Regions from separate parts of the Homo sapiens genome. Here region 1 is linked to region 2. A link is an interaction called in ENCODE POLR2A ChIA-PET data of the cell type or tissue named here. Cell type or tissue: B cell. All regions are shown on one strand. Links, peaks and the distances in the headings refer to the core of each region. The heading gives the core; the rest is flanking DNA.

The links. Peaks named below come from ENCODE experiments on the same cell type or tissue, not always from the same donor. Only the 100,000 strongest peaks of a DNase experiment are listed, where the experiment ranks them.
Region 1: POLR2A ChIA-PET joins it to region 2 with 6 read pairs; 1 of 35 experiments calls an interaction of 5 or more read pairs at or near these places.

The regions. Positions count from the first base shown.
Region 1 is chrX:65,734,797-65,739,324 of GRCh38, reverse strand. It overlaps MSN (moesin), which reads right to left. Exons shown (of 13, transcript NM_002444.3): 8 at 3,895-4,058; 9 at 2,400-2,530; 10 at 1,987-2,147; 11 at 708-800; 12 at 131-355. Among named protein-coding and RNA genes, the nearest start is that of MSN, 69 kb to the right of the region's middle. In B cell, for the core only: no CTCF peak of the experiment used is centred there; no DNase peak of the experiment used is centred there; H3K27ac peaks cover 1,924 bases.
Region 2 is chrX:66,044,577-66,049,104 of GRCh38, reverse strand. No RefSeq gene overlaps it. Among named protein-coding and RNA genes, the nearest start is that of VSIG4, 6.8 kb to the right of the region's middle. RefSeq lists an enhancer at 2,434-2,483. In B cell, for the core only: no CTCF peak of the experiment used is centred there; a DNase peak (open chromatin) is centred at 2,034; H3K4me3 peaks cover 529 bases; H3K27ac peaks cover 2,445 bases.

The sequences.
Region 1 (4,528 bases), core at 176-4,175, 310 kb after region 2:
AGAACGGCTTGGGCTCCCATACAACACTGGGACAGGATCTTATACCTATCCCCCATGATGGTCTAGGGAATGCCATGGGCTACTAAATCAATGCATATAGTTTCCTTGCCCCTTGGCCCTACTTGTATACCTTCAGGTGCTTCTGCACACGCTCATTCTTCTCTGCCTCAGTGGTACGTTCCTCCTCACTGCGGTCCTTGGCCATAGCATCAGCCCGTAGGTCAGCACTAGCCTCTGCCCCATTCTCATCCTGCTCATCCTGCTCATTCTCAGCAGGCTCTGCCACATGAGGTGTACTCATGGCAGTCTTCAGCTCAGCACGGGTCTTCTCCAAGTCTTCCTGTACCATCTGGGCCTGTCCAGTGACAGAAGGAGAGAAAGACTGTCAGTGAGACCAGTTAAACTGTGGCATCCTGTATATGCCTAGAACGGTCTGGCAAGAGGCAGGCACCAGGTAGGACAAGGCACTTCATCTGCCTGATCCTTAGTTTCTTCATCCATAAAACAAGAGCAATTGTACCAACTTCCTAGAGGTATTAGAGAACTCCAGTAAGTATTTGACGAAACCATGAGTGCCTTCTCCCATGCTGCCTGCTGTGGGAAGTATGAAAGAGGGAGGGAGCCAAAACATAAGGAATCTAAGGAGCTGTTACCTATGCATATGGCACCCATTCCTTCAATGCTTTGCTTTAGGCCCTGTGTCTTACCTTCTGCTGCCACTCCACAGCCTCACTCTCCTTCTTCTGTCGGGCCATCTCCAGCTGGGAGATTCGAGCTGTCAGCTCTGCCATTTCCAAGGCCTACGGATAAATTGGAAGCCTGTGAGAGCTGGGCCTTCTGGTCCTCAGGACCCAGGTGTCTTCAACCCAAGTCCCCTGGGGGACTAGTAAGGGACCTACTGCTCCACTTGCTTGCTGCCTCAGAGACTCTTTTACCAGACTACTTCATTCCAGTCCCATCTTCCCTGACCACCACTTCCTTTTAAGTCAGAGCTCCCCCACCTAGACTGTAGGCCTCTTGAAGACAAACAATATGCCATCTCTGTCCCTTCCTCATTATCTCTCCCCCTGCCCCTCTTGGCAAGTATGCAGCTGGGGGCCTCAGTAAAGCTTTGGCCATCATTGGGTCACTTCCTGAAGTGGCAGATCCTTTCCTGATATCCTAGAATGCTCAGGATTCGACTAAGAGTCTTCCCAGGACAAGTACAGGAAAGACACTCAAGTGTCACAAAGCTATCTGAACAAGGAAAAAAGCTTATGCACACCTTGGGTAAATCTCCCATGACAGCTTCCTCATGAGAGACAGGTCTTGGTTCCCTCTATTCCCACCTCCAACAGTACAAAGGAAGAGTATATGTCAAGGAGTTTGGACCACAGGTTCTTAACTTCTGAGTCACAGAACCCTTGGAAACTGTGATGAAAGTATGGATGCCAAATGCCCCAAAAATGCATAGACACATAGTTTTGCATGTGATTTCAGGGAGCAAAGCTTTCAAACAGAGGCAGAAATGGGTGGGTTCTAATCCTTATTTAGCTACAATTGTGTGATCTTTGGTGAATCTCTTCCCTGAGCTCTAATTTCCTTATCTGGGATATTATCTCATATGAGGTTAATCCCATAGGGTTACTGGGAAGAAGAAATAAGTAAGGAAAAGGGAAATATTCCCAACACAGCAACATACAGCAGGAGCTCAAATATGAGTCCCTTTTGTTCTTTTCTCCTTCCCTTTCCTTTGCCAGGTCAATCAGCTCAGATACCCAAGAGTTAAGAAAGTGAACAGAAACTAAGGGTTAGGGAAGACTGCAAAAATTTCTGGGCCACACTAGTGACTTCTCAGCTTGCTTCTGAACTAGTTATTTGCTGGAGGCCCATGGAGTGGTAGCCTGCTCTAAAAAGCCAGCATGTAAGCAAAAGTAGCTATAAGTAAGTAGGCAGACAAGGAAGAAAGTTCAGTTCCCATAATCCCAGCCCACCCTACAGCTTTACCAGCTGTTCCTGAGTCTTTTTCTGGTCCCGGGAGGCCTGCAGCAAGGCCTCCTTGGCCTCTTCAGCTTCTTGACGCTCCTTGGCCAGCTTTTCAGCCTCGCTCTGGGCACGCTTCCGTTCCTGCTCAAGTTCCAGAGCCCTACGGGTCTGTTCTTCCAGTTCTGAGCAGAAAAGGAGGGGAGAAGGCAGTGAAGAGCACAGAGATAAAGACGACACAATAGCTTCGTTCCTGGAAATGATCCACCCCAAGACAAAGCTGGCAGAAAGTTCTGAGCTCTCTTCTTGCCCATTCTTCTTCTAGTCTGTAGCCACACCTGAACTACATTGTCTGAGTCTACAGCTCAGGCAGAAGGTTCTCCAGCTCAGAGTTAGGCCTGGAAAAATCCAATCTCCAAGGTGACTCCAAGCCTCACCTTGCTGAGCCTTCTTAGTCTGTTCCTCGATCTGCTTCAGCCTCTCCATCAGCTCCTCCTTCTCCCGTTCAATCTTCTCTTTCTCCTTCTCTGCCATTTCACGCTTCTTCTTCTCATTTTCCAGCATAGCACTAGGGAAGGAGATAAAATGGATAGAACAGGATAACAACGCTCCACAAAAGCCTGGGGAGGCCAGGCGCGGTGGCTCACACCTGTAATCCCAGCACTTTGGGAGGCCGAGGTGGGCAGATCACGAGGTCAGGAGATCGAGACCATCCTGGCTAACACAGTGAAACCCCGTCTCTACTAAAAATACAAAAAAAATTGGCTGGGCATAGTGGCATGCGCCTGTAGTCCTAGCTACTCAGGAGGCTGAGGCAGGAGAATTGCTTGAAGACAGGAGGCGGAGGTTGCAGTGAGCTGAGATTGCGCCACTGCACTCCAGCGTGGGCAAAAGAGCAAGACTCCATCTAAAAAAAAAAAAAAAAGCCTGGGGAATTCCAAGGCTTGCTGCCTCTGGGTCTCTCAACCCAACCTTCCCAACACACTTAGGGATTGTGAGTTTGGGCCACCCTCCCTTACCTCTATACCCTTGTCCTCATATCATAGCCCCACATAGGCCAGTGTACACGGGGCCCTGTCAATGTACCCCTGAGTCAGGAATCCTAGCTCTCCCACCAACCCACTGGGTGACCTTAGCTATGTCACTGCTTTGCTCTTGTTCCCCTATCTTGAAAATGGTCCAATAAGACCTGCCCTATCCACCTTGTTAGGGAGACAAGTTTTGGCTCTGTGCTGGGATGAAGTGCTTCAAGTCTAGTAATCTCTACGGCTAGTGCATCAGTCCTCAGGTCTAACACTGCCTGCCCTAAAGCCCAGCTCTAGGCTTCTTTTTCCCAGAGTCTGTTACAAATCTGGAATAAGTATTTGCTTTTGCTTTTTCTTGCCCTAGCACCTCTTCCAGGAACCTTCTTATCTCCCTTGGCTAGGTATTCTCCATCTGGGCCCTCAGAATACTTGGCTTACCCTTCTCCCCATCCCTCTTCTATGTTTTTGTCTCCATAGCACTTCTTAACCATCTTATGTACCACATAATTTGCTTATTTATTATGTTCGTCTCCTCCCCACTAGAATGCTAGCTTCACAAAAGCAGAGATTTTTGGTCTTTTCTTATTCATTGCTCAATAAATATTTATTAAGTGAATGAATGACATGGCCTTTGTACCTTGAGTTATGTATATATTGTTTTCCCTCTCTCTGCTACTAGACTGAGTAGACTGTGAGGTCCTACAGGGCAGTTTCCTGCTAGATCCAGCTCTGTAAAAACTGCCCCTCAAACTTGGTAGATTTTTTCTGAATAAATGTGAATATTGGTGTCTAACCTCTCATCTATGAAGTCCTAGGTTGGCCTCATGTCCTGACTTAGCATGCAGGGCACCTTTGAGAAGCTTCCTTGCCCCAGCCCTGGCCCCCCACATCAGTGTGCAGCACCTACCGCTCCATCTGCTTCTGGTGCTTCTCCTCCCGGGCCTGTGCCTTCATCTGCTGCACCTCAATGGTATCAGGCTTGCGACGGCGCATGTATAGTTCATGGTTCCCCATGCACAAGGCCAAGATCCGCTTGTTAATCCGCAGCCGGGGAGCATAGAAGACGAAGTCCTGGTGGGAAATCAGCAATCAGAAAGAATTTGGAGGGACAGGTGAAGGTGATCTTCTGCCTTCTGAAAAGCTAAATCCAAAAGCACTGGAAAGAATATTTAATCTGACCTCCTGCACTACAGATGGGAAGACTAATTATCAGAGTGGTAAAGTGACTTGCCCAGGGTTAGACAGTAGACAGACCCAAGACTAGAAACCCAGGTTTCTTGACTCTGAAACCCATGTTCTTCCCATAATTTCTTTCAATCTTTGCTTATGAAACCACAATTTCTTTCAATCTTTGCTTGTGAAAGCATCCTAAATTACTCTTAATCAAGTTGAAGGATTCAAACTTTCTCTGCTAATTAGGGAACATGCTAGGTCTCAGGTGACCTCTTTTGGAAGCCAAATGACCCCTGAATAATACCCTGGTGGGTGCAGTATGGGTGGCTGGACTGTTTCTACAATCTCCTAAAAGCAAATCCTAGACC
Region 2 (4,528 bases), core at 208-4,207:
TCTTTTTCCCTACACCTTCAACAAAAATGGGCAGCATCAATTGTTTTTATACTTTGGCTATTATAAGTGAGGTTTAGCATATTTCTATGTGTTCACTAGCCAAACATATTACTTCTGGTGCAAATTGTCTCCTGAGTGTTCATTCTTTCATTAGTTGACTTAAATTATTCTTACTTATTTGTAGATGCTATAATGTATAATGGATATTTTATGGTATTTTCAAATGCATTCGTTTTGTCTGATTATTAAAATTGTACATTTTAATTGTAGAAAATCAGAAAATGGAACAAAGTAAAAAGTACAAAAGAAAAATTATTTTAGGTCTACCAATTAAAATATATATCTGATGCATACTTGAAGAAAATTATAAAAATAAATTATTAAAGAAAATATATGATTATTAGAAAAATTTGAAAATACAAAAAATTATAAGAAAAAAATTAAACATTATCTGCAAGCTCGTCATACTTTTAACCTAGTTTGGATTATGGCTTATGTACAATTTCATATTCTGCTTTATTACTTAACAGTTTATTACTTAAAAGTTTATTACTTAAACTTTTTCCCAAGCCATTAAAACTTTTTCCAAAACTGTAATGAATTTTTCAACAGCTTCATTGAGATATAATTTATAGAACATAAACTTTACCCACTTAAAGTGTACAGTTCAGTGGTTTTTAGTATATTCACAGAGCTGTGTAACCTTTGCCATAATCAATTTTAGAATATTTTCACAACTCCAGAAAGAAATCTTATACCCATTAGCAGTCACTTCCCATTTTTTCACTGGCCCTAAGCAGAAATTTATCCTAACCCCATGCAGCAATAAACCTACTTTATGACTCTAGATTAATTTGCCTATTTTTTGGAGAACTTTTAATGCTGGCTTATTTGTTTCCACCTACTAATATGGGCATGGATGCCTTGAAATCCTCCAGATAGTATGTGCTTAGGGAAAGCAAACATAAGATTAGTACAGCAGAAATGTTATTACATTTTTTGTATTACATGCATTTGGGTATAGCATAGGTCAAATCCTGTCCTGAAGAAAACAGCTGCCTCACATCTGGGGTCTGCAGTCTAGCAAACTAGTCAAGGCTAGAGATGCTAAAAATGAAGTTATTCAACTGTACAAAAGTCGTCCTGCTTCACCCTGAACTTCCATTTGGAACAACCTCCTTATTTGCTCTTAATTCTTCCTATAAAAGACCTACACTGATGGTGTGCATAGTCCCAGGTACTCAGGAGGCTGAGGGAGGAGGATTGCTGAGCCTAGGAGTTTGAGGCTGGAGTGAGCGGTGGTCATGACACTGCACTCCAGCCTGGGAAAAAGAGGGAGGTTCTGTCTCAAAAAAAAAAAAATGGAAAAGGAAAAAGACCTACCCAATCCTCAAAGTATACTGGAAATGCCATGACCTACCCCCTCAAAGCCTTTCCTGACTCTGAGGGGAATTTGGATCTTTGTTTCCTTGTAGTTTTATATTAGTTTAACCTCCTAGGATAGTACCTTCTACATTCAATTTGGTTATACCTAACAGACGGAACCTGACACATATGAGTCCCTTGGCTGGGCCTAGAGTTACAGAGATAAAACTCATAGTACAAGAGTCAGTATTGGATAGTGGTAGCCAGAACATGGACTCTATCCTTAAACCGTATAGGTTCAATTCCCAGCTCCATTTCAAATTAAATTTGGAGCCCAGGCCTTGAGCCTTACACGCTTTGTAAAATGTGAATAAATTAGTACCTTTCTCATAAAGCTACTATGAAGGAATGAAGGAGAAAATTTTTGTAAGGTCCCTAACACAAGCCTGACATACACAGTAAGTACTCGAGTCTTTTGATGAAATTAATTGGATTTAAATTGAAAGTCCATTTAAGAGGAACCAGGAAAAAGGCTTGCAGGCTTAGCCTACCAGGGATCTTCCTAGGCTGTTGTTTGTTGAACTCTCCAAGTCAGTAGGTAGAGTGGGTGGAAGTAGGAAAATGACAAAATTTTTTCAGTTTATGTATCACATCCACCCACTCACAGCCACAACTGTCTCACTTCCTCTTTTTCTGTCACCTTAAAAACCAGAGCTCAAAAAACACTGCTTCTTATTGTTCAATCAAAAATAAGGGCGGTGGCATATAGTTTATTTTTTGTTTGTTTTCCATTCTGCATGCATGCATGTAACCAATGGATCCCAGCTTGATTTTCAAGTACACTCTTGGTTGTTTTAGTTGACTGATTAATACTATTAGCTTTTCACTTCAGAGAGAGCAACTAGGGCTCAGTAAGGACAAAGCAGCTCCACTCTGTCCAGTCTAGAAATGGCCTCTCCCAAATGCATTTTTGAGGGTAATTTCTTAGAACCTGCATAATTAGAGGATGTAGCAGCACGAGTGGCAGTGTGATGTAAATAAAGGTAGTCTGGGTTCTAGTCCTACCTCTGCCACTGATCTTCACTGTGTATCATTAAACACATTCTATTCCATCACTAAGCTTCATGTTTTTCCCCTGTGAAGTCAAGGCGAAGGAGGAGGACTCATTGTGGTCTCAAAGGGTCCTGTAGGCTCTGACTTTCTGTGATTTTAAGTATGGATCTAGAATTGGTGGTGAAGGAGAGAGTTGAGTGCCACATAGAACTCTCAGCTCTCCATCCTTAGATACCTGCTTCTTTCTGCACTTTCCTATACTGAGGGATATGACAATCTCCCATGGCTTCACCATCACATGTCTTTGAATGATTGTCAAAGTTCTCCCTCTAGGCATGATCTCCCCTGAACTCCAGTCCTACCTTCTTCACCCTATGAGGACATCTCACTGCAGGAGTCCCATCATCTCTGTTTCCACATGGCTAATCCCAAACTGTCTTCTGCTAAAAATAACCCCTCCCCTTGAACACTTTCTGAGCTCTGTTTATGGCCTTATTGTTGCCCAGGACAGCCATATCTACAACATGAGTAGTATTTATGCTTTCCACTTAGCCATGATTCACTCTGCCACATAACCAAAACCTAGTCACTCTTCTTTCCACAGTCTCTGGCATCCACCCCTTATACTCTGATTTCACTGTCACTGTCCTGCATTTACTCATTTGTTGCAAATCCAGACTGGTACCCCTGCTTCTACTCTTGCTCATCTATATTCTACAATAGAGAAGTAAGGGCAATCCTTTTAAAACACAAATAAGATTGTCTCATCCTCCTGTTCAGATCCCTCCAATTGTTCCTTATCTCAGAATAAAAGTTAAAATCATTTAAATGCCCTACAAGAACCTGCATAATATACTCTCCCTCACCCTTTTCCGTTCCCATCTTATCTTCTCCCAATTTTCTCCTTCACTCCCTCTGCTCCAAACCCACCTCTTTGAACATTCTAGGCATGTTCTTGCCTCAAAGTCTTTGCGCTTGCAGTCCTCCATGCCTGGAATTATCTTTCCTCAGATATCTGCTAAGCCTACTCTCATATTTCATTCAGGTTTGTTCAAATATTATTTCCTCTGAGAATACATGCTATCTCGTTACTCTCTGTATTAGTGTTACATCACTGTCATAACAAATTAGAACAACTTTACTGGCTTAAAGCAACATAAATTAACCATCATACAGTCCTGGAGGTCAGAAGTCTGCCATGAATCATATTGAGCTACAATGAAGATGTCAGAGGACTGCATTCCTTTCTCTAGGGTCTAGGGCAGAATCCATTTATTTGTTCTCTCAAGCTTCTAGAGGCCACCCCTTTTCCTTGACACATGTTTTCCCTTCCTCCATCTTCAAAGTTAGCAGTGTTACACCTATTTGTGCCTTTCTCCCATAGTCACATTTCCCCCTACCTAACTGACTCCTCTGCCTCCCTTTTCCACTTTTAAGGACTCTTGTGATTGCAGTGGACCCACCTGGGTAATCCAAAATAATCTCCCTATGTTAAGGTCAATTGATTTGCAACCTTAACTCCATCTGCAAATTTAATTCTCCTTTGCCATGTAACCTAACTTATTCACAGGTTCTGGGGATTAGTATACGGACATCTTTGGGGGTTTAGTACTCTGCCTATCACACTCTTACACTGTCTATCCCATAGCTCTGCTTTATTTTACTTCATGGTACTCATCAACATTTGACATATTATATACAATATACATATTTGTTAGCTAGATAGACATAATCAAGAAAATCAAATCTTTCTATGAAGCTTGTTAAAATATTTCCCCTTCCCCAAGACAATCATTTTCAACTTTGTTAGCTGTTTTTTTTTTTTTTTTTTGGCCAGTGTTTGACTTCATATCTCTGAATAACATGCTCATATTGCTATTGTTATTCTTAAAAATCTAGCTCTAATTCACTCCCTCACCTCTATTCACCCAAGTCCTGCACATACATATATGAGTATTTCCTGTCTTCATATTCCACAACTTATTATTAATAAATAAATTATTTATAGACAATGTTGGTGGTGAGAGCAAGATTCAGTGTTTATGTTACTGGTATATCATGGCTGAGCCATATAATATATAATTATATAATGATTGATTTTCCTTTTGAT